Regions from separate parts of the Homo sapiens genome. Here regions 1 and 3 are each linked to region 2. A link is an interaction called in ENCODE POLR2A ChIA-PET data of the cell type or tissue named here. Cell type or tissue: MCF 10A. All regions are shown on one strand. Region 1 overlaps NEDD4L (NEDD4 like E3 ubiquitin protein ligase). Region 2 overlaps NEDD4L (NEDD4 like E3 ubiquitin protein ligase). Region 3 overlaps NEDD4L (NEDD4 like E3 ubiquitin protein ligase).

Region 1 (8,000 bases), 87 kb after region 2:
TCCTGGCTTTGATGCTAGCCCCACTGTGTGTTCCCATTAATAGCCCTATGTAGCCTGGCTCCTTATTCTGGAAACTGTGTAACTTTTGCTCTTGATCTTAAACACAACTCAGTCTTGCAAGGAGCTCCGCCTTTGGTCTCAGCTTCTTGGGGATTTCCCTGGCAGCCACATAGTGAACTATGTCACACTCTCTGTTTTACCCGTTAATAAGGAAATACTCTGGTACATGGAGCTTTGCTTGCTGATCTTTTTCTAAGTACTCTGGGGGCAAAAGGAAAAGCAGCTAGAGGATAAGGATGTAACTTTCTTCAAATTAAGCCATCCTGACCCGTGGTAGAGATTAGCCACTAAGAAATAGTGGAAACAAATAACTGTTTCACTCTTGAGTGTTAGCATGGAAGAGATTCTGGTTGAAATCCTAGTCCTGCCACTTTCTGGTTACAGAAACTTACATTACTTTTCTTTTGATGTTTCAAGGAGATAGGAGTTAAAGAAAAATGAACACCAGATTACTAGAACATTCTTATAGAGTTGCCCAAAGATGGAATGGACACCTTCCAGAGTGGAGGGGAGGGAGTAGGATTGGACAGTAGTCCTCAACTGGGAGCACTTCTTCCCCCTGACCCCACACCTGCCTCCCAGGGACGTTTGACAGTTTTGGATTGCACAAAACTGAGGGGTGAGAGTTGCTGCTATATCTAGTGAGCAGAAGCCAGAGATGCTTCCAAATACCTTACGAAGCATAGGACAGCCCTCACGGAAAGAATTATCTAGCTCCAAATGTTAATGATGCTGACTTTGAGATACCCTAGTCAGAAGTAACATTTATTGGCCAGGGGCAGTGGCTCATACCTGTAATCTCAGCACTTTGGGAAGCCGAGGTGGGAGGATCACTTAAGCCCAGGACTTTGAGACCACCTGGACAAGACCCTGTCTCTACAAAAAAAAAAAAAAAAAATTAGCCTGATGTGGTAGTACATGCCTGTAGTCTTAGCTACTCAGGAGGCTGAAGTGGGAGGATTGCTTGGACCCAGGAGTTTGAGGCTACAGTGAGCTATGTTTGTGACACTGCACTTCAGCCTGGGCAACATAACAAGACTCTGTCTCAATTAAAAAAGAAAGAAAGAACATTTGTTGAATCTAATTTTCCCATGTAATATCAATGACTGTGCAAGATAAAGTGGTTTTTATCCTCACTTTGGATGAGATTGGCCTTTGGTGATTGAGAAACCTTCCTTTGGTTGTTCAGCTACTTCTAGATAGACATGGGATTTTAAACTAGCCATCTATATGTCCAAAACCCATCCGCTTTCCACAAACCCATTATGTAGTTAGCTCCCCATCACTGATGATGTTCAAAGCTAAGCAGGGTGAGCAACCACTTGAAAGAGGGGATGGATGAGGATACAAGCCTAAGATGTATGTTGCACTAAATGACTTTTGAGGTCCCTCCTAAAGATCACATTCTCTGGTTCTATTTTGAAATGGGATTTGTCTTTTTAGCCCCAGTGTTAGAGTGGCAGCCAGATATCCCTTGGCTATGACCAGTGAAATCCCTGTGCTTTGTGCACCTGTGAATCTTACTCCTATTAATATCCCAGCCCTATCAGGCCAGAGGGCTAGGGTTCCAAACAGGGGCAGCCAGAAATGCACCATCTTCTGCATCCCATCTGCATTCCGGGCCCAGGCAGTTATTTTTACCTCCATATGTAAATGGGCCCAGCGATTTCTCATTTAGGAGAACAGCAGAGGCACAAGTGAGGAGAGCTGGAGAAGGAGGGGAACCTATCATATACTCTGAGATTGCAATTTAGTATCAGTTTGCTGATCAGTGTCACTCCACTAGTTTAATAAGTAATTATAGTTTCTCTTTTGTGAACAAGGAAAACGGGTAGCTTCACCCAGTGGTTGTCAGCCCTGGCCAAAAATTAGAATAAGATAGAGGGCTTTTAAATCACACCTACAACTGAGCCCCTCCACCAGAAATTTAATTTTCTGAGGTGAGGCCTGGGTACAGTGATTTGAGAACTTTGCAGGGATTCCAGTGTCTAAGCAGCCTGGGCACCTCTGGTTAATGGCACACCTCAGTGCTGCGCATTCTGCTCCAGTACCTGCTGGTGTTACTCTGTCATAAAGAGACTAGAAAAAGAGTGAGTTGGGCCCTGTTTCTCAGTGTGTCTTCAGTGGATTGTAGGGAGAAGGAGGCCCATACTCTCTGCCTAAACGAGCACCTGCTAGACTCCGAAATCTAGTTAATGGAAGTTTCTCCTCATCCTTGGACATCCTTGTTTTATATGGTATACGTTCAAAATACATATAATCTTTGGTTTAATTTGTTTTACAAAGTTTTGAAGTTTTCCTCTCCACACTTTTCTCATCAAGCTGGTGTGTGGAAAGAAGGAATTTTTCTTTTCCATTGCTGTCATCTAAAATTGTTGTGTCGGGTGGGGAGGGGAGGGAGCCGGGAGACTTAGCTTTAACTACTTAGAAGTTTTCAGGGAAATGTTTTTATAACAACCTAGTTAATAGTTTGACTTTATGATAGATTCTGTTCCTTCATTATTTTGTCCTCCAGTGGCTTTTATACCCAGCAAAGTGGACCATGGTGTATGATTCAAGAAGGGTGAGGAGTATGTCTTTCTTTGGAAAGGCAGGGATGGAGGGTTGTGATTTAGAAAGGGTAAGCAGGAAAGGAGAGCCACAGAAGGCAAGCACTGTTCTCATGCCAGATCGGTTTCAAGGAAGAGGACATATGGAAGGATCTAGAAAATGATTTCTCTAGAATTGTCCATGTCCAAGTCCCCTGGAATGTCTTTGTATATCCCCAGAGCTGTGCATGCTCCAGTTTGAAGAGCTCTGCTTTAAAAGATATCAGGGGTGGGGGAGATGAGGGGGGTGAAGTAAAAGAATAAAAACTATTCAATTCCATTTGTTTTCTCTTTCAAGCTCATACGTTACTCATTTCATTTTTATATTAAAATATAGATGAGGAAGGAAGGGCACATGGCAAGATTTGGCAAGCATAATCCATGAGGGGATATGGAGTTGGGGATGGCAGCATAGCATACTAGGATTTTTGAGGAGGGATTCGGGGAGCCTGTTCATGTTTTCCTTACAACTCTGGTACATGAAGTACAGGTTCTGCATCATGATGGAAGACTGCCTGGGTTCATGTTTGGGCCACTACCTACTAGCTCTATGACTTTGGGCAAGTTTCTTTCTTCTTTTTTTTTTTTGAAATGGAATTTTGCTCTTGTCACCCAGGCTGGAGTGCAATGGTGCAATCTCAGCTCACTGTAACCTCTGCCTTTTGGGTTCAAGCAATTCTCCTGCCTCAGCCTCCCAAGTAGCTGAGATTACAGGCAACCGCCACCACGCCCGGCTAATTTTTGTATTTTTAGTACTTTAGTACAGACCGGGTTTCACCATGTTGGCCAGGCTGTTCTCGAACTCCTGACCTCAGGTGATTCACCCACCTCAGCTTCCCAAAGTGCTGGGATTACAGGCGTGAGCCACCATGCCCAGGCAAGTTTCTTAACCTCCTTATAGCAGTGTTTGGCACATGATAGATGAGCTACAGGTTGGCTTGTTATTCCTTGCAATCCTGAGTTTCTCCCCAGAGTAAAGCTGGAGCTTTTCCCCCAGCCAACTTTGGTGGAGTCCACTGGGCAGAGATGTGATTTCAGCCAAAATATGGCTAAAGGAGGAAAGGATCTGAGACAGCCAGGTGGAAATGGCTCCCCGGGAGAGCCTCTGACCGACCCGCACACTGGGAGGAGTGCGCACTGGGGTGGAGCCTTGGGAAGTTGGAGCCATTTGCAGCAGGGAGGAGCCTGGCCCCTCGTCTTCTTGGATGGTACCTAGGATTCAGTCTGCGAGGCAGGAAGCACACTAGCAGGACTCCAGCTTGGTGGAGAGTTCCTGCTTTCCTTTTTTTCCTTTTTGTCCAATAAATCCCATTTTTCTCACCCTTTAAATTGTGAGCCTAATTTTTCGTAGTCATGTGACAAGGACCCCTCTTAAGCTGAACTAAGGAAAAGTCCTGCAGCAGATCTAACTAGAATGCCAATGCCTACATTGAGGCTGTTTAATGGAGAGTTTATGAAAAGTTAGCTAGTGTCCTTGTGTAAACCTGTATGACTCTAGTTCAGAGTCTTCAGTAATTGCAATTCAAGAATAAAACCACACGGCACTTCCATTCCCGTGTAATTTGTTGTTGCTGGCTTGTGACATTCTACATATCCCAACTATGAGACAGCCAGGCAGTGGGATGGACTGTGAGGTTCAGATGCCCGGAGATATGTGAGGAAGAGCTTTTAGCAATAAATATGAAAATGAAATCAAAGTAAAAACTGGCATTGAACCCCTGGTGTACTTAGGCTTACTTTTACCCAAATCCAAATCATTTCTTGACACTGCATGGTTACCAAGAGTGTCTGTCATTCAATATTTCAGATTAAGATCTGTTCTTTGGTAGCTAAGTTCAGAGAAAAAAATATAGGATCTAGAAGTATCATTGCTATTTTTTCCTTGATACATTTAGTCTGGTATTAAAATTGCTTGCAGAAGATTTGATTTTAAAAAAGTAGAAAAGAGACACTTATCCTGGTAAAATTATCCTGAAATCTTAAGAAATTAAGACAAATTGCACCATAAAACCAGAAGCACAAAATTAAACAATATTATATTAAGAGAACCCAGTGACACATTTTCCTTCTAAATTAACTTTAAAATTAACTTTTAAATTAAGTTCAATCTCATATCAGTTTGCTTTGTAAGAAATAGAATATATGTACATGTTTGCCTTATTTTTAGCATGTTATATTCATTAAAATGTTTTAGTTTATTCAGCAGATACATTTAGCATTTCTTTCACAAGAAAGACAGTGAAGGAACAATTAATAACAGGACCCCAGTAATACCTGGGGGGTTTCTACATCTGCATTTTTTGCAAAAATAGAATAGCCTTCTAAGAAGCTGTCAGTGGCATTTGTGCAGCTGGACAGCTTTGCAGCAGATGTAACAGTAACTGTGATGCCAGGCTGTGCCCCAGAACCTGTAAGCATGACAAGCTCTGGCTTCTTCCCTCCTCTGAAAAGGTACAACATTGAAGAGGCAGTCGTTTCCCCTAGATCTGTAACCAAGCACATCTGGGTGAAAGGGGAAGACATCTCTTCACAGAGAGGAGAATAAAGGCGGTGACCATCAGGGTGACAGGCAGCATGGACTGTTGCCACCTGTGCTGCAGGCAGCTTCAGTGCCTGGATGGTGGGACAGCTGGTCCTGCACTCAGCACGAGTCTCAGGCAGTGGTCTGGCCGCGCCTCCCTTGGGCTGCTTCTTCCTCCACCGTCCTCCACTTTTGCTTTGTGTCTGCGTCAAGTCAGTAACGTTGGTCTGCAGCTCCCATCCCTCCTGATGGGCACTGCACTGAGGCCTTAGTGGGCATTACCTGATGCCCTCATCACCCAGTGTACAAACACCTGCTGACAAGAAGCGTCCCTGAGCGGAACCCTTCTGCTGGGACACCGCACCTTCCGTGTCCTGAGTGGGCTGCACCCTCGTGGTGCTCAACTGGGTGACTTCACGCTGTCCTCAGCGCTGTCCTCGGCGCTCTCTCTCCAGTCAGCTCTCCTGCTCAGGCACCTTTTTGGGACACAGTCCTTGCCAGTTATTCCCTGTTTAATGTCCTCATGTGTCTTCACTTGCCCTGGGAGACTGTCGTCTTGAGAGAGCAAGCCATATGGGACCCTGAGGCCTGGCCTCAGTTTCCCTCCCCCCCACTGCCCCACGGGGCCACGCCTCATCAGTGGCATGGACCTTTTAGTCAGCGAGCCCTCAGCCGGATGCTCCCGTGCTGGCCACTCCTGTCATCCCTGCTCTGTCCTCCCTGCAAACTCCTCCCTCAGGACCCTGCTTGAAGTTACGTCCTGCACAGTCATCCCTGGCCTTCCCTCAGCAGAATCTGTCACTCCCTCAAGGTGTCCCTGCAGTATTCTGCTCATGCCCCTGCTACGTGGCAGAACTCTGTTGTCCTATCCTGTCCAGAGCTCCAAAGCCCCCAGACCCTGTGGCTGCTGAGCACTTGAACCATGGACAGTCCAGGTGAGGATGTGCGGGGAGAGATGCCTCCTGCCTGTGGCTGAGCCCTGCCTGAAGGAGCTGATGAGGAAAAGCTCCTAAGCACAACAGTGCTGCTCACCTGGGCATCTAGTTGGCAGAGTCCTATCCCAGTGTTCGCACCCCCAGTTTCCTGGGTCTTAAGTTCAGATTATCAAGTGCTCCTCCTGCAAAAAAAAAAAAAATGGTGATTCTTGTGGCCCTTAGTTGACCCCGCACCTGGGATATGCTTATATTTGGTGTGGGGCAGAGAACTGAGTGTTCTTGAACCACTTCCACCCAACCAGAGGGAGGTGGGGACATCAGGTACACCTCATCCCCTGATGTCACAGCCAAGTACCTGGAGCCACCAGGACTCCCTCTGAGCCCACAAAGGAGTGTCTTCTCACCACCCCGATTATACTGGTCTAGTTATGCTTTGGAGTTAAAGCCAGGCTGCTATTGCAGGGCTGCTGCAATCCTTGCAAGCACAGTTGTTCTTTGCTTGCGCTTGCTCTCGCTCTCGCTCTCACTCTCACTCTTGCTCGCTCTCTTTCTCTCTCTCTGACTTCAGTTTAACTTTTTAAACTTCAGTAATAAGTGTTCCTCAAAATAGATGGTCTTCCTGGTTGTAGGTACAGCCAGCAGGGTTGAGTTCTGCTGCCTTCCAGCATGGTTTTCCTGGGGCCTGTAAAAGTCCTGCAAATTTGCTCTGACACTCTGTTGACATGGAGGTCCTGTTTGTTGTTATAAATAAGGACCAGTGTCTCTAGGACACACCTTACTGTGTATAACTGAATGGCAGATTTTGTCCCTTACTTCTTAAAAATTAAATGGCAGAGGAGCTGGCCATGTAAAAGCCCTGTGTGTGTTTACCAAAAAGTACTTGAATTTTGTTTGGGTTTTGTGTTCTGGTGCATATGAAGTGAATTTTGGTAGGAGTATGTGCATTCAGAGAATATGTCATCACACTTTTTTCTTTATTTGAGTGCCACTTGGCTCTTATTTGATTAAGGTAATTTCAGTGACATATTTTGAAGCAATTCACCTTGAAAGGCAGAGGCACCACCCAGGTGCAGAAACCTTCCTTGGGTTATGCAACGCCCAGCGTGGGTGGAACCGCACTCACACTTTACCTCTTCCTGAACCACAGCCCTGCTCTGATTGCATGATGGAAGCTGAGGTGCCTGACAAGTGGAAGGAGGAAAAGGAACATTCTGCCTTCCTTTTCTCTGTAATGCCAAAGCTGGCGTCATGCATTACTGAGGGCCTCTGTCAGCACTGGGGCCGGCCAGTGGCACAGCTGATGGGGTAGCTGCACTCGCTAGTCCTCTGGGAAAGCCCAGGTTGTTTTTCTGGCTTAGTGTTAGAGGCAGCTGTGATGTTTACCTCGATCTGTAACATACAAAGATCTGATCATATGCTGTCTTTGCTTACATTCTATTATTGTCTGACTTATGTTCTAAATTCTCTACAATTCCCTTCCATTTGTCTTAAGAAACTCTAAACCTTTTTTTTTTTGGAAATCACTACTTAATGATTTTGAGGATGGAACCCCAGACAGTTGGTAATAGTGGATGGTTTTCCTTTTCTGTAGTTGAGTGGCTTTCTAATTCTTTTGATGGCACACAAAAAGAAATTAACCTTAGATCACAACTTAGTACACACATTTATGTATGCATGTAACTGAGATGAGTTCCTCAAAATAGCACATACCTGTGTTTTATGTGAGGCACTGATATTTTCTGTTCTATATTATGCTTAACTTTAAAAAATACTTCCTGTGTACCATTTGTGGGACTGTAACTCACAACTTAAAAAATATTACCTTGATACATAGCTCCAGAAATACACATGGGTCATTTTACCAAGAATCACCAGTGCTTTTGCTCTGTTACCCCG
Region 2 (8,000 bases):
AGATCTCCAAGTGGATGTGTGAAGATGGTGGTAGAGGAGAATGGAGCTCAAAAGAGGGGCCAGAGTCATTTCCATTTAGATGGTCTTTACAGCCTAAGGAACTGGCAGATTTCACTAAGGTTGAGGTCTTTCTTTCCTGTGAAAATGTGATCAGGATCCTAAGTAACAGCCCTAAAAATTAAACATTAGGAATACAAGGTTTCATAAATTAGGAACTGTCTGTAGCTGCCAGATTCTAAATGTTTTGAGGATACAAATCTTGGGGTCTTTTCAAATGCTTTGAGCAGAAGAGGTACATCGTATTGTGTTTACTGAATGGCATTTAAAGATGCAGGAGACCTTTCCCCCTTCTTGATGAAACAATTTGCCTTTCAGATGTTTTGTTATAGTGAGTTGATTGTAGGACCTTATGAAGCATGTAAACCACACATTTGTAAGGCATTGGAAGAAAAAGCTAACGCGAGTTAGGAGGGATTTAAGACCATGTGAGGAAATTCAAGCCTATGTTGTTATCACCAAACCTTGCCTGTGTTATGTAAAGATTTTTGCCTGTGTCATGTTATCTTCGTTGTGTTCAATTTATTCCTCCCCCTCCAAGTGTCCTAGTTTCTCCTCTACTGTAGCTGGTTTTGAACAAAATAGAGAAACTTGGGTCTCCTCTACCCTCAGCATCTGAATTCTTCTCATTTGGTTACTCACTGTGTTAAAATAAGTGATATAGTACATTCTTAGCAGTTTGTTTATTTTTAATTTTATTTTTTATGGGGCTAGGGTCTCGCTCTGTCACCCACGAGTGTGGTGCCATGGTGTGATTGCAGCTCACTGCAGCATTATAACTCTTGGGCTCAAGTGATCCTCCTGTCTTAGCCCCACGAGTAGCTGGTATTACAGGTCCATGCCACCATACCCAGCTAATCTTAGCAATTTTTAAATAACTTTTTTTTCCGACTGTAACAGATTTAGATATTGGAAAAGATAAAACATAAAGCATTGATCTACCTGTAGAGCCAAATAGCCACAGGGATATAAATTGGTTACCATTTAATTTTATTTCCATCTATATTTGGCTATATTTATATTTATGTATATGGAAATAGTTTATGAATTTGGAATCATACTATGATATTTTTTAGAATGATGCTTTTTAAACTATTTTATGGTAAGCATTTTAGTAAAGCTCGTAATGTTATTTTTAAAAACGTACTTTTCGAAGGCTGCAGAGTATGGATAAATTCATGATGACTTTTTAGAGGAAAATATCAAGATGATCTCACTAACAAATCCTGAGATTAAAAACAAAAGCAAACAAAATACAAAAACTGAACCATCTTTGGAATACTATGAAATTCAGATTTTATGTTCTTAATAAAATCCTGTTTTGAATGAAATCAGTCTTCATGCTTTTCTTATTCCTTTTGGCTATGTTGCCTACAGTTGAATTAACTGTTTTTATATACTTCCTTTGCTTTGCATTGAAACAAGCTGATCCATTGTGACCCTTTGTGGTATTTCATAAAACCACACCCTAAAAACTGCCCAGTCTTTTAAGTGTAGTCAACAGTATTGAGCAATTTTTTGGGTAATATTGTCGGAAGTGTTAGGTGCCAACCAACAATGGCTTATTGCTTACATTTAAGTGTAAGCAATATACAATTAAAGGAATGTCATGACTTTTTAACTTCATTTTGAAATTTGAGTTTAGAAAAAATTCCAAGGGAAATGAGCAAGAATGAAAGCATCCTCTCCTACTGCCAGACTTCTGGGAGACCCACCCCTGGTCTTCCCAGGTGTCTCTTCAGTGACCTTGTTGGTCGTTGAGGGCTGTGGAAAGTTCTAGGGAGGCTGCTCGTCCCTCCTCTCCTTTTGCTTATTGCATTCTGCCCAGATTATAAAACTGAAGTATCTGTCTTAAGACGCCAGCAGCTTTTTCTTCATCAAATCCAGACACATCGAATCCCCCACAACCAAGAATTACCCAGCCACAAAATGTCAGTAGTGCCCCGGTAAAAGAAAGCTGGTTTTAGACTTAGTCTCAGAACCTGGCCATCTTCCATGGATTATCCCGATATGTGCATCCTTGTCTCTTTTCACTATAGCCTGGTGATCATGGTGGCAGTTTTCATTTTGGGACACTGGTGAGGTTAGAATAGCTTCAGGCTTCCCTCAGTGAATAGTATTGTGAAGGCAGTGGTGGTAACATTGTGTTGGAGCTGGTGTGAGGGTTGAATCCACTCTGTAGCCTCTGTCCCTAGATCATGGCGCTGCTTTGATTGGGCCCTAATTTTCTCCTCTAGACAAAAGGAATTGAACTAAGACTTCCAGCATTCCCTCCAGGCTTAACATTTTTTCATTTGGTGCTGATGGTCACTGACTATTTTCCAGTTACATTTTAATGCAAGTTTGGCAGAAGCCGATTTCTCTGGGTTAGGGAAAATGACATAGGTGGCAGGGAGGTGGATGTACACCATTTGTTTGATCAGTTTGCCTAGAATGGAGGTGGCAGAATTGGAGTTGGAAAGATCAAATGTAGCCTTTTTTTCCCTTCCAGAATGAGGCTTTTCTATGCATTTTTTTGAGGCATGAGAACCTCATGGGACAAGGCAAAAGTGAGCATACTCAAGTGAAGTGTATGGTTATGGGGGAATGGTTATTAGAAATGTCAATTGTCTCAATTTTTTAGTATTAATTTTCAGAGGGAAACAGTGGTGTAATTAGTGTTGTGATTGTTTGCCAGGGCGGTCGTAACAAAGTAGCACAGACTGGGTGGCTCAACTACCACAAATTTGTTTTCTCAGGGCTCTGGATGTCCGGAGCCTGCGATGAAGCAGGATTGGCTTCTTCTGCGGCCTCTCTTCTTGACTTGCAGATGCTCCTCTGGGTCTTCCCAGGTCATTTGTGTACCTGTGTCCGTGTCCTAATCTCCTGTTCGTATAAGGGCACAGTCATATTGGATTGGGACCCACCTACTAACCTCATTTTAACTTAATTACCTCTTTAAATACCCTCTCTCTAAATACAGTCACCATCTGAAGTATTAAAGACTTCAACTTAGGAATTTTGGGCAAATACAATTAAGCCCATCACAATCAGGTAACATTTGGTAGGACGTGTAGATGCTTTTTATCTTTAAGGGAATAGGCAAATCGTTAAAAATAAATAAATAAAAACTTGTTCAACTTGTTTAGGTACATTTTCTTATAGTGTATTGTGGTTCTTATTTTTTTAACCTTCCAGCTAGTGTGTAAATTGGAAACATTGTAGCTTAATTTGATAGTTTTAGACATAATCAAAGATGATGGAAATCTTGTTCTTAAATTTAGTCTATTCAGCAACTTGTGTATCCTCAACTGCTGAAGACTGAAAACTTGAGATGTTCCTCTTGTTTTAAGAATTTGACTGAAAACGGGCTGGGCACGATGGCTCATGCCTGTAATCCCAGCACTTTGGGAGGCCGAGATGGGTGGATCACTTGAGGCCAGGAGTTCCAGACCAGCCTTGGCAACATGGCAAAACCCCAAAAATACAAAAATTAGTGGAGCGTGGTGGCTCACACCTGTGGTCCCAGCTATTCAGGAGGCTGAGGCACAAGAATTGCTTAAACCCCAGAGGCAGAGACTGTAGTGAGATCGTGCCACTGCACTCCAGCCTGGGTGACAGAGTGAGACCCTATCTCAAAAAAAAAAAGACTGAGAATGGTTGGCACTGTCCCCCTGTCTCCAGGAGGGTGAATGTTTCTAGCTGAACCCTGGTGCCCACTTGCTCCTCTAAGCCTTCAGCAGTCCTCCCAGCCTCAAGGGGTGATCCGTTCATCTTCCCCCCACCTCTGGAAATCCCAGCGTTTGAACGCTGGGGGGAACTGCAAGTCTAGTTTACAGGGTTTCTCAGCTGAGATGCCAGGAACACTTCGCGAGTGAGCATGCCACCACATTTGAGTGCATATAGAAAGTTAGCTGTTTGCTACAACTGGGGACACTTCCTATTAGAGCCGCATCTGCTGGGGTGGAGGGCTGCATGGGTTGGAGAGTAGGGTGTGACTTCTTCCAGCAAGAGGAAAGAGAAGTAGCATAGTGCCCATCGCAGGCAGAGAGCACATGTTTGACTTGCTCTTGGAATTTCTGTAGAGTAAGGGTGGTCAGGTTGCCAGACTACCCCTCAAACGAGGACATGGTGCTGCTGGGTCCCAGGGTAGAGCTCTGCTGGCACCTTCAAGGCCCTGATTTACACCTAAGGGCACACAACTGGGATCTGAAAACTGGGATGCACAGTACAGACTGCAGATTTACAGGGCGGGGCTGTCTCTCATCTGACTATTGATTCTTTTGGGGGCTGTAGTTTGTATCATAGTTATTTTTGTTCCTGTTTTTTTCCCCTCTTCAAGACAATAAGCTTTTGGAGGGCCAGGAAGTTGTGTTCCCATCTGCCGAGTGTGGGGCCTCGAGGGCCAGAACCTCAGAATGTAGAAGCTGAGTTAGTTTGTGGCAGGGTGAAGGGCTGACCTCTACTGTTGGAAATGCCAAAATCTCTGATCTGGCTTTAAATAAGCAAAACAGCCCCGCCAGACATAGAGTCATCCACAAAACCTCATGACCTCTGTTATTGCCCATCCTGTGTGGAAGCCCACTGAGAACTTCACTTGAAGATGCTGCAGGAACAACTGCAGGGAACCTGGAGATAAGGCCCCGGGTGATGATGTAAGCTAATTGCTGAGCTGGGTGGAGCTACTTAACCTTATGGTAGGAGGTGGAGCTTGACGCAACCCCCTTTTCCACCAACAAGCATTTCTTTCTACCTGTCATTGAAGTGAATCATCAGTATAAGTAGCGAGCTGGGCGCATTCCTTCTCAGTTGTGTTAAAACTTGCTGGTATTCCCCCGGTATCAGCAGAGGTGTGTACGGGCACTGCTTTAAAACTGGGAAGGAGGAAGACGAGGCCAGGGAGCCGGAGGGTCACCAAGGTAGATTTCCAGCAGCGCTAGTCCAGCTGAACACTTTCCAGCCTTGTTTTTCAGCAGCTTTGAGGAAAAGTATAGGTAAGAACAAAGACACCACTGTATGTTTGCTATATGAATGCATAACATCTGTTCTTGGTGTGAGTTTGATGTTGGTTTAATACTGTTTTTATGTCAGCGGCATAGTTCTAGCATGTACCAAGATTTTCAATTTTAAATGCTTTTTGGTGTTCACAGTTAGCTATAATTGGTCAATTTTACCCTCCTTATGCATAAAAAGAATGATAGGCAAAGAATGAGCCTTGAAAAGAATTGGGATCAGAATTCTGGTCCCCTGTTCTTTGCTTCTTAACTTTCTTGACTGTTTAGAAAAATGTACAGCTTTTCTTCCAAAAACCAAAGCAATAATACTTTTATTTTTGAAAATAATGGAAAACAGAGACCGCTGAAGTTCTATGAATGAGGTTTTCTGTTTTAGAAATCACAGGTTGAGGAGGAAAGAATTGTGTTTTCCTTCCTGTTCTGTTTCGAGTCTCAGTATTTCTGACTTAGAAACCTCCTGGAGAAGAGGGAGATACCAGCTCTCCTTTGTTTCAAGTAAAATACCATCTTAGGTCATAAAATAGTTTGCTTGGAGAATAATTCATGGCTTATATCTGAATTTTTGGTTGGTAGCAACAGAAATCTTTCTCTTCCTCGGTATGAGTAATTTGGCTTACATGATTTAGACTAAATTTTATTATATTTTTTGTTTGAGAAAACAAAAGTCAAAGCCCAGAACATATTCAACTGAGTTTTTCCCTCAGGTTTTCTATCATTTTCCCACCCTTCCTACTCATACATGTGAATATGCTGAATGATTAACATGTGATTTTTGTTTCTTTACTGTCTCATTTCATGGTGATTCATAAACTGTTAGTTAACTGGTTATAGTGTATCCATATGTTGGCAAAGCTTGAAATAAATTTGAGTGCAGGCCACACCTTCGTATTAATGAGCCGGGTTACTTTCAGTAAAGTATTTCTGATGTCATTAAGTGTTAAGATGGCCGGAATTCTAAAGACAATAAAAATGTATCAACAATATGAAATATCAAAGCCTACAGTCAAATCTGAGTTATTCTTTAGTACTTATTTCATAGCTATTCTTTAATGTTTATTCTTTAATACTTATTTCACATTGAAAAGTACTTTACACATGTTTGAATGAGATATTGCCAGTGAAAGAAACAAAAGGAAGCAAATAACTCTATAAGGGAAGTGGGATTTTAAAGTATGTTTGTGCTGGCCCCAGGCTGGTGAGTGAGTTTCATTAGCAATGACCAGGAAGAGAAAGAATGCCACAGTGGTGGGTGCTGACCTTTTTTTTTTTTTTTTAAACCTTTTTTAATGTCTGTAAGGAATACAAGGTGAACTTTAATTCTTGTGGGAATCTAGTAAGATGGAAGTCAAGAAGAGAGGAAGAAATGCTTTTTATTTAGTTAAGAGGAAGTAAACATCTGTATTAGTTACAGATGTTATGCCTTAACCTTTTTCATTCCTATTGTTTTTATGAAAATTTGCCTTTTTAAGTTAAATGAAGGTTTTCTGGAGTCCTGTATTGCAACTAAATGTTGATTTAAAACGACACATTTGGGACATTTTCTTGGCACTGTGGAATATAATGAAAAGATATAAAATGAAGGCAGGTATGAAATTATATGAATTCTGCTACTTGAGTGTAGAAGTTTTATTCCAAAGTGGTTTGTTTGGTGGATGTGGTGATGGTGGGGGGCTCTATGTACTTATTAAGGCAAGTGATGGGACAGGAGCTTTTGTGGTCTTGACGGTTCTGTTGGGATGGGAGGGTTGTTTGGGATTTTTATGTTTCATTCCAGGCAATGTTTATTTTTTCAGCCTGTACTTCTTAGGGTTTTACCAAGTCAGTTTTCATGTGAAGCCATTTTCATATCGTTTCTTTCACCTTGATGGAAATCTTTTCCTTCTTATGTGCTTTGAGTTAAATATGATGTAGTGTGCTAGTAACATAGACGGGGCTTTCCTTTCTACAGGTGGGCTTGAAGTGAGCCTGCCACTCGCTCACCTTGAATCACGGAGGTTTCAGAGGCCGTTGGCCTTCAGGGCAATGGCAGAAGCACATGTTCTCTGCTGTTTTCTGAGTCTATCTTGACTGCGTTCCCAGTGGCCCAGAATTCCCCAAGGGTCACTCGACACACCCTCGTCTACAGTAAATATTTGTGCTTCCTCTGTGCCTGGCCAGGTTTTCTCAGTACCCAGGAGCACAGGTGGGCAGTGGGATGTGGGCAGGCGGTACCCAGATTCCCTCCCACAGGGGCCACAGGGAGGACTTGGGCGCTTCCTGCCAAGAGCCCCCTGCCCTTCAGACTAAGTGGAAATAGAGATCCGGGAGTCCAGTGGACTCAGTGGAGTTCCGTAGAATACATGGAAAACGCACCGCTTTCAGTGATGTAAGCTGTCTTGTTCACTTCACGATTACTCATCTGGCCTGCAGCAGGCAAGAGGATCACATGCAATTATAAACAGCCTCCTCTGACTAAGGTCAGTGACTGGAAACCCTGTCACGTTATCAGAGGTCATTTGGTCATAGATTCTTGGGCAGAAGCCATTGAGAGTCCTGGGGGTGTGATCTTTGAGCCTTTGCCAGTGCTGGGGTTTGACTCCTTTTAGCTCAATTAACTGGGTCCAGGAGTTTATTTTGGCCGAGATCTGCCATGCTGAGTTGACAGGCTTGACACTGGAAGGAAGTCTCTAACTTCATTAGAGGAAATGGCGTGGCAGGCTTTAAGGCATTTTGATATACTCCACTTTTTCTCTCTTGCCCTGTTTTGTTGAGGTTTTCAGGGCCATAACTGTACCTGAGGTTAATCAGTGAGTGATCTATCTGAAAGGAATTTGTTCTCTTTGGGCACCGTCCTGTGTGGTATTATATTTGTATAACTATTTAGCTTAACTCATTCAAAAGGCTATTTAAGTCACTTGTCCTGTTCATTACTTGAAAACAAGTTGTCTTCTCTTTATTCTTTTAGTCAGT
Region 3 (8,000 bases), 100 kb before region 2:
ATTATATCTCATAGTCATAGTCCTGTAGGGTAGAGTCTAACATGGGCTAAACTCAAGGTGTCGCCAGGGCTGTGTTCCTCCCGGAGGCTCTAGGAGAGGATCCCCTTGCCTTTCCCAGTTTCTGCAGGACATCTAGCAGCCTCAGCTCATTGTCCCCTCCCTGCGTTTGCAAAGCCAGCAGAGTAGCATCTCTGTGGCCATTCCCACATGGTCACATCTCCTCCTGGGATGCTCTCCTTCTGCCTCCCTTTGCACTTTCAGGAGCCCTTGTGATTCCATTGTGTCCATCTGGATAATCCAGGATAATCTCCCTATTTTAAGGTCTGCTGATTAGCAACTTTAATTCCATCTGCAGCCTTAATCCCCCTTTTCTGTGTAAGCTGACCTAGTCACAGGTTCTGGGGATTAGGACTCGCGCATCTTGGGGGACCGTCATTCCACCTGCGGCAGTGGTAGGCTAAACCTTAGGCGTCTGATATTGTGAACCTGGCTCACTGGCCTTTGTCTTCTTGCCGACTCCTATTGGTATTTGCCTGAGATGTTTTTCTTTTCTTTTTCATTCTTTTTTCTTTTCTTTCTTTCTTTCTTTTTTTTTTTTTTTTCTGGTTCTGGGCCCACAGTAGGTGCCTTAGAATCATGCAGTCCAGTTGCCTTCTGGGAATCCATTGTAGTAAGTGGTAGAGGTTTTTAAAGCAGTCCTAGGGGAGATGCAATTCCCTGCTTACATTCAAGTTTTTCGGGAAGACAAGTCTGTTTAGGAAACATAGGAGGTTAGTTGCATTTTCCTCATTAATGCAGGATATTAAAATATTCAGAGGGAACCCAGGAGTCCTCTCAAGATGAGTTTAAATTTCTCATACTTGTAGAAGTTGTTGAGAAATACTGGATTCTAATTTCCAGAACTCTGGTGGGGAAGGAGACTGTGAACCTGGTCTGAATTGAGAATGGGGATTGAGGATTTTTGGACTTTTGAAAGATTGACTTACTCTCTCCCGTTAGTTCTGTTGAACTGCTGCCTAAATGGAGGGAATGTGCATCCTCTCTTGTGTTGCGTGGCAATGCCGTGGGGACACTTGGGACATGAGCAAAACGTTGACAGAGGGGAGCACTTCCCGGAATATTATTAATACAGAGTTAGTTTTAACTTCACCTTTTGGGCAAACTTGACATTATAGATCTTGAAATAGGATTATTTTTCCCTTGCTAAGAGGTTAGCAAAATCAGTACAGTGTGTCTCTTTGACAGGCCCTAGAAAGCACTCTACGTTTGTTAACTTTAAATTTGGGTTGGAAATTGATGTTATTGGAGGAGCAAGGCGTGTTTAGGCCTGATGATTTTTGGATAGCTTGACCAAACCCGGTACAGCCAACTTTCCCCCAAAACTACTGTGTCCTTCTCAGTGGTTCCTGTGCCTGCACAGGGACCCAGCGCACACCCCAGTGTGCCTCTTTGGGCTCTGGCTAACTTAGGCTGACATCCTGATAGAACGCAGTGACCACCTGGTCATTTGATTACAGCGCTTCTTCCAGACAGCACGCTCAGAATTGCGTTTCTTACTTCCAGTCTTCTTGCCCTGTAAGCATTTTCTGTGAGTCACCAAATCAACCACAAAATCATTTAATTTTATGGAAGTGGAAAATCAGACTTATTAAAATACTGTGTTTTTGTTTTAAAGCTCAGAGGTATAGAGATCCATGAATTTTTTTCCATGCCTTCTCATAATGTGGTTTTGGTTTAGCTGCGGTTCTTCCAGGCGCAGATGTCAGCCCTCTGCAGATCTGCTGCATCAGAGTTTATGGCCTGGGTCTTAGGAATTTGCAATTTAAAATAACCCCTTCAGGTGCATCTAATGCAGCCTAAATTTGGGGCCAGCTCATGGGTTGTAAACTGTACTGCCCTATACAATAGTAGCACAGTTCTAAGCTCAAGGGACTCAAGGGGGTCCAGTAAGTACAGTTCACCAGAGAAATAACAAAAGCATTTGCAGAGGGAGACCAGAGCATCACCTTTGTTAGGGCAAAGGCTTAACATAGAGGAATGTGGCTTCTATGTCCAGGCCAGTGGGCTTCCTAACACAGAACATGGAATTAGGCAGACTTAACATCCCCCATGCCCACCCTGGTGAGTGCCAGCATGGGCTTGAGCTGCTCTTCACACTGATGGTCCATCCTTTGGACTGATCTCCTTGTGAAGGATACAATACAGCAAGGAGCGGGGGCTTGGCTTGGCACAGCCAGTTCTTTACCCAAACTCCTGCCAACGCTGGCCCTTCTTTCTTACCCTGGTTGGAGTGTGTGAGGGTGGGAGAGGCAGGAGGAATATGCTGGACAGAGCTTCTTCCATCTAGAAGGGAATTTCAGGAGTAAGAAAGCGGCAGCTCTTAACATACCTGGGAGAAAGCAAGTGCTTAGTAAACAGTTGAGGAATGAACTAAGAATTTTCAGACAGATTTTCCTCTTCTGGAGCATTTGCAGAACCGCCTCTTTGCTCAAGTGCTTTGTTTTTTACAGATTCATTTAAGGTCATGGTTCCAGACACTAATGTAAATCAGCACATATATTATTGAAGAAGTAGAATACCTCCAGGCCCAGTTGCCTTGGAGCAGGAAAAACAGTTCATCCTCATTACCATCCAGAATAATTTATGTTCAAGATAATACACAATCAATTTACTTTTTATCATATTCGAATTTGATTTGTGTACACTTTTGAGTTTGGATGTCAGCCACATTGCTTCTGTGTGTTAATCTTTATTTACGGGAATAAATGGGAAGCAGTCAGCCATTTTTTATTCTTTATTGGGGAACTGCATTATAGTGGAAAAGGTAAAATTATAAGCTAATGAGACCAGAGGTCTGTATGTATGAAAACCATCCTCATCGCTTCACAGTTGTCTTTGAACCAGTTTCCCTGGGATTGTTCGAAATGTAGCAAACGTGGCTCACGGTTACCCTGACGGGGCCAGAGCAATAGGGGGAGGTGTGGGCACCTGTATACATTTGCGTTGAAAAACGTACCCGGGCTATTCTGAGGTCCTTTCCTGCCCCCAGCCTGGTTTCTGGGCCTCTCTGGAGTCTCTCTTTCTGGCACTTGTGTTCTGGAATCGCTTATCAGCCTGGACTCCTTCAGCAGCAGCTGCCACAGTGTCTTTGTAGTCACACTACACACCTATATACTCCATGACATGGAGTGTATAGAATGTTTCCCGTCTTCCTCGTCAGTGCTGCCAGGAGAAGCTTCCCCTCTCCTAACCTCTGGATAGTGGCTGGCTCTGCTTTATTCAGGCATTGCTTTCATTTTTTAGAACAGCTGCTCCAGTATGCTTAGTGTGAATGACAGCCCAGCAGAAAGAATGGACTTGACACTGGAGACTGCACCACTCCACATTTCTTTGTCCCCTCAAGATGACTTAACTAGCTCCCTTCCCTTTTCCTTCATGCAATAGCCTCAGAAGTTCGGCTGGCATTGCCAAGTTGTTAGAGTGAACCTTAACCTGTGTATGACTCAGAATTCACATCTGCTGTGTCAGTGAACACACAGATCTCTTTGTGAACACATGGTTATCAAGAGGCACATGCTCTTACGTATCCTGCCGGATTCTGGTAAGGCGCTGCTTGCGCAGTAAGCACTTGTCAGGTGCTTATGATGCCTGTGACGTGAGGCTGTGGATGCAGAATTTGTGGTCTGAACATTTTTGAGTAGATAAAAATGGAAACTGAAATTGGTGAAGCAGACTTGTGGCTTTTCCTACTTTCTCATCTCTTTTATGGATATAACTAGAAGCTCTGCTTCATCAATGAGTGTGTTAAAACAATTTGTTTACAAAATCCTATTTATTAAAATAAAAATCTGAAAGAACTGCGCTGCTGCTTTTCAGTGCTCGCCACTCTAGGAACCTGTATTCCTCCTCTTGTTCATCCTCCCTTTTCTTCTTTTTTGTTTTGTTGTTGTTTGTGTGTATGTATGTGTCTGTGTGTGTGTGGCGGGGTGGTGGGGGCGGTGTTGCCAAATCTTTTGCACTGAATCTTTGAAGATGTCCTGAAATACTTACCAAATCACTAGAGCGAAGAGAAGCCCATCTGATTTCTTCATCTCCCAGCTGAGGAAGGACACACTTTCTCCCACTCTCCAGTGAAGGCCCCTGTGTCCTGTGGGTGGGGGAGCTGACATCACACTCAGTGCTGACATTTCTTGTTCCCTGGGTGGGCGCTGATTCCAGATCCTCTTCAGCCCCCCAAGCGGAACTGGGTTTCTCTTGAAGGTCCTAACCTCAGCTCACACCACCTGCTACTACCTTTCTGGGTCTTGGATTTTGTTGTTACCCAGGCCCGGGGTCATCCCAAAGGCTCTTGATAGCCCTGTGGCTGTGCTTGCTAATACACTGTCCTCATCTTTTGTCAGCGAAGTAAATCCAATAATGTTTCCTTCTCTTTAATCCAAGCCAGTCTTCATTGAAAACACTTCACCTCTAAGCTCTCAGGCTCTGCAGTCTGCCCTCTCCAACCTTACCCCTCATGCCCCACCTTCCCTTTGTCCCCATCTTTCCCTTCTGTTCCAGTCATTCTCATGGGCCATGGAGAGTGGAAGCCTGGGAGGGCTTTGCCAAAGTCCAGTTGCCTGCTCACTTTCCTAAGGGCCAGAGCAATGGGGGAGGTGGGGGAGGTGTGGGCACCTGTATACATTTGTGTTGAAAAAGGTACCCAGGCTATTCTGAGGTCCTTTTCTGCCCCCAGCCTGGTTTCTGGGCCTCCCTGGAGTCTCTCTTTCTGGCATTTGTGTTCTGGAATCGCTTATCAGCCTGGACTCCTTCATCAGCAGCTGCCACAGTGTCTTTGCAGTCACACTACACACCTTTACCCCGATCCACTGACCTGCTGTCCCGGATGGCCCTGGTGTGTTCTCTCTGTTCCTAGCCGCAGAAATTGCTGGTGAATGTCACCAAGCTAAGCGGTGTAGCTTTATAACAAGTGGATTCAGCCAGCTGGGACTGGACGACTGAGAGTTTGCAGCCCCTGCTGGACCCTGTGTAACTGTCCAGTTCGCCTAGCTATTGGTTTGGCCCAGTGGTTTTCAATTTTGGCTGCACATCAGAATCACCTGGGGGAGGTTTAAAACCCTACCTCTGCCCCCATGCCCTGGGGTTCACACCCAGAAATGCTGACTTCATTGGTCGGGGGCTGGCAGGCCTGGACATTGGCGGTTTGCTTAGAAGCTGCCCGGGTGGTTCTCATAGCAGCCAGGGTCAAGCACCACGGCCTGTTCTTACCTGGCTCCCCAGGCCCCCTTTAATCTCCCTCTGCAGCAGATTGGCACACATCGCATTGTGGAGCAAGCCATCTGATAATTTTCCTTAATCGTCTTTGAAGATCTTCCCTCTGCCTGTTGATCCTTTAAGGAAGAAGTCTCCTTGCCAGGATCGGCCTCTCCAGTCTCTGGATCCCTTCTTGCTTGCTCTCTTCAGAACCCATGAAACCTCTCTGGCTGCCTTGACGTCAGCCAGATTGGACTGCCCAAATAGAAAGGCAGAAATCCCTGTCGAGGCCAGACAGCAAGGATGGAGAGAGGCAGGGGGTGAAATGAAACACACCAGGAGGAGTAAAGACAAGGCCTTCTGATGTCAGCCAAGAGCAGGTGTGGATTAGGCAGTCCTAAGTTTGAGTCCTGGTTCTGCTATTCATTGGCCAATTGTATTCTCCCTCCCTCTACGATGAGGTTAATTACAGTTACCTCACTGGGATTTGTGAGGATGGAATGAGGTAACAAAACATAAAATACTATCAGTACAATGCCCAGCTCATAATGAGTATGCAGCAAATGTTCACCCTTTAAAAAATGCCACGGCCGGGCGTGGTGGCTCGCGCCTGTAATCCCAGCACGTTGGGAGGCTGAGGCGGGCGGATCACGAGGTCAGGAGATCGAGACCATCCTGGCTAACACAGTGAAACCCCGTCTCTACTAAAAATACAAAAAAATTAGCCAGGCGTGGTGGCGGGAGCCTGTAGTCCCAGCTACTCGGGAGGTTGAGGCAGGAGAATGGCATGAACCTGGGAGGCGGAGCTTGCGGTGAGCCGAGATCACGCCACTGCACTCCAACCTGGGTGACAGAGCAAGACTCCATCTCAAAAAAAAGAAAAAAAGTCCCTTTCTACCTTCAAATTCAGGAAAATTTTCTTTAGTCCAACAGATGTAATCCCCCCCTCACTCCCCCATCCCCACTGGTATCTTTATGTACTCAGGTGACTATTACCATATTCTGCTTGGACTGTTTTTATACATTGCAGATAATTTGAAGATATGGACTTAGGTAGGTTTTTAGATTTATAATAATTAAGTGATGTTTTTCTATCAAGTGATGAAAGTTTCAACAGATATTTGTTAAAATTTAATTTAGCCAAAGGAAGACATGCCATTTCAGCAATGTGATCTAAGTAAAAGTGTCTTCTCTTTTTTTTGGTGGGGAGAACAGAGTGTAGAATGATATTAGTAAGATAGAGAATTGATGACCAAACCATAACTGCTAGCATTTTAGTAGAGGACACAACAGAGAAAGGATTCTCACGTGTGTTATTAGGATCTTGGATGAGAGTGGGCTGTTATTTTAACTTTGGCCCCTGTTGGAGCAAATTACTCTTTGGGGGCCCGGTTTTCCTCAGGAACTACCTACAGAATTCAGTGAGATAGATTTTAGAACCCTTCTGAATGCTGCTGGTTTGGAGATTCTGTCTGTAGCAAGTTTTGTTCAGTTGTTAATCTTTCTTTCTTTTCTTTCATTCTTTTTTTTTTTGACAGGGTCTCTCTATCACCCAGGCTGGAGCAGTGGTGTGGCCCTGGCTCACTGCAGGCTCAAGCGCTCCTTCCACTTCAACTGCCCAAGTAGTTAGAACCACAGGCGAGTTCCACTACAGCTGGCTAATTAACAAAAATTTTTTTTGTAGAGATGAGGTCTCACTGTGTTGCCCAGGCTGGTCTCAAACTCCTGGGCTCAAGTCATCATCCTGTGTTGGCTTTCGAAAGTGCTGGGATTGCAGGCATGAGCCACCACACCTGGCCAACTATATGTTTTCTATGTTTATTATATTTTCTGATTTGTAATGTATTTTAAAATTATCCCAATAATATATGAATGCAATCTTGAAAAATACTCAGCATAGCCTTTAGGCTAAAAAGTGGAGGTCTGCCATTTCTCTGCCTTGCCCCATTCCCTTCCCATGTCTTATTTTCCCTGTTACCAGGTTGGTGTGAAGCCTTTGAGACCTTTTTCTCTGCACACCCATATATGTGTTTTTTCTATGTTTTTATAGTATTGTTTCATTTAAAAAATAAACTAGGTTTTTGAACTTGAGAAATTTCAACTCGTTCTGCTCAGAGCTTTGTTTTATTAAAATCAGTGCCTGGGAGTTGCTCAAGTCTTTGGGCTGTGTCGCCCTCTAGTGGTAGCCCTTTGGCTTACAGCTGCCATTCAGCCCTAGGGCTGGGGTGGAAGTGATGGTTTTGTGCCCACAACCTGATGGCAGGGTTGGCAGTGTTTAGTTGCTGACAAGTGTCTAAAACTCAATCTAGGCCGGGTGCTGTGGCTCACGCCTGTAATCCCAGCACTTTGGGAGGCCAAGGCGGGTGGATCACCTGAGGTCAGGAGTTCGAGACCAGTCTGGCCAACACGGTGAAACCCCGTCTCTACTAAAAATACAAAAATTAGCCGGGTGTGGTGGCGGGCGCCTGTAATTCCAGCTACTCAGGAGGCTGAGGCAGGAGAATAGCTTGAACCCAGGAGGAGGTTCCAGTGAGCCGAAATTGCGCCATTGCACTCCAGCCTGGGCAACAAGAGCAAAATTCTGTCTAAAATAAAATAAAATAAAATAAAATATAAAAGTCTAGTGAGCCCTGGAGTGGTGTTTGCCTTGCTACCTCCAACTTGCCCTTTTTAAGAGACTTAAAATTTGTGGTAACTTTTCACATGATGTGTATTTAGATACTGCTGAGTTAATGAGGCTGCTATACCTG

Evidence for each region. ChIA-PET counts read pairs that join two places held together with the same protein. Peaks named below come from ENCODE experiments on the same cell type or tissue, not always from the same donor. Only the 100,000 strongest peaks of a DNase experiment are listed, where the experiment ranks them.
Region 1: POLR2A ChIA-PET joins it to region 2 with 12 read pairs; 6 of 35 experiments call an interaction of 5 or more read pairs at or near these places.
Region 3: POLR2A ChIA-PET joins it to region 2 with 10 read pairs; 4 of 35 experiments call an interaction of 5 or more read pairs at or near these places.

Annotation. Positions count from the first base shown.
Region 1 is chr18:58,303,407-58,311,406 of GRCh38, forward strand. The region is part of intron 5 of NEDD4L (NEDD4 like E3 ubiquitin protein ligase); the gene reads left to right. Among named protein-coding and RNA genes, the nearest start is that of MIR122HG, 140 kb to the right of the region's middle. RefSeq lists silencers at 7,128-7,350, 7,156-7,255. In MCF 10A, no CTCF peak of the experiment used is centred here; a DNase peak (open chromatin) is centred at 7,265.
Region 2 is chr18:58,216,728-58,224,727 of GRCh38, forward strand. The region is part of intron 2 of NEDD4L (NEDD4 like E3 ubiquitin protein ligase); the gene reads left to right. Among named protein-coding and RNA genes, the nearest start is that of NEDD4L, 180 kb to the left of the region's middle. RefSeq lists an enhancer at 6,610-7,203. In MCF 10A, no CTCF peak of the experiment used is centred here; DNase peaks (open chromatin) are centred at 1,574, 4,804, 7,134 and 7,514.
Region 3 is chr18:58,114,660-58,122,659 of GRCh38, forward strand. The region is part of intron 1 of NEDD4L (NEDD4 like E3 ubiquitin protein ligase); the gene reads left to right. Among named protein-coding and RNA genes, the nearest start is that of NEDD4L, 74 kb to the left of the region's middle. In MCF 10A, a CTCF peak has its summit at 7,432 (motif pointing left); DNase peaks (open chromatin) are centred at 3,522 and 7,422.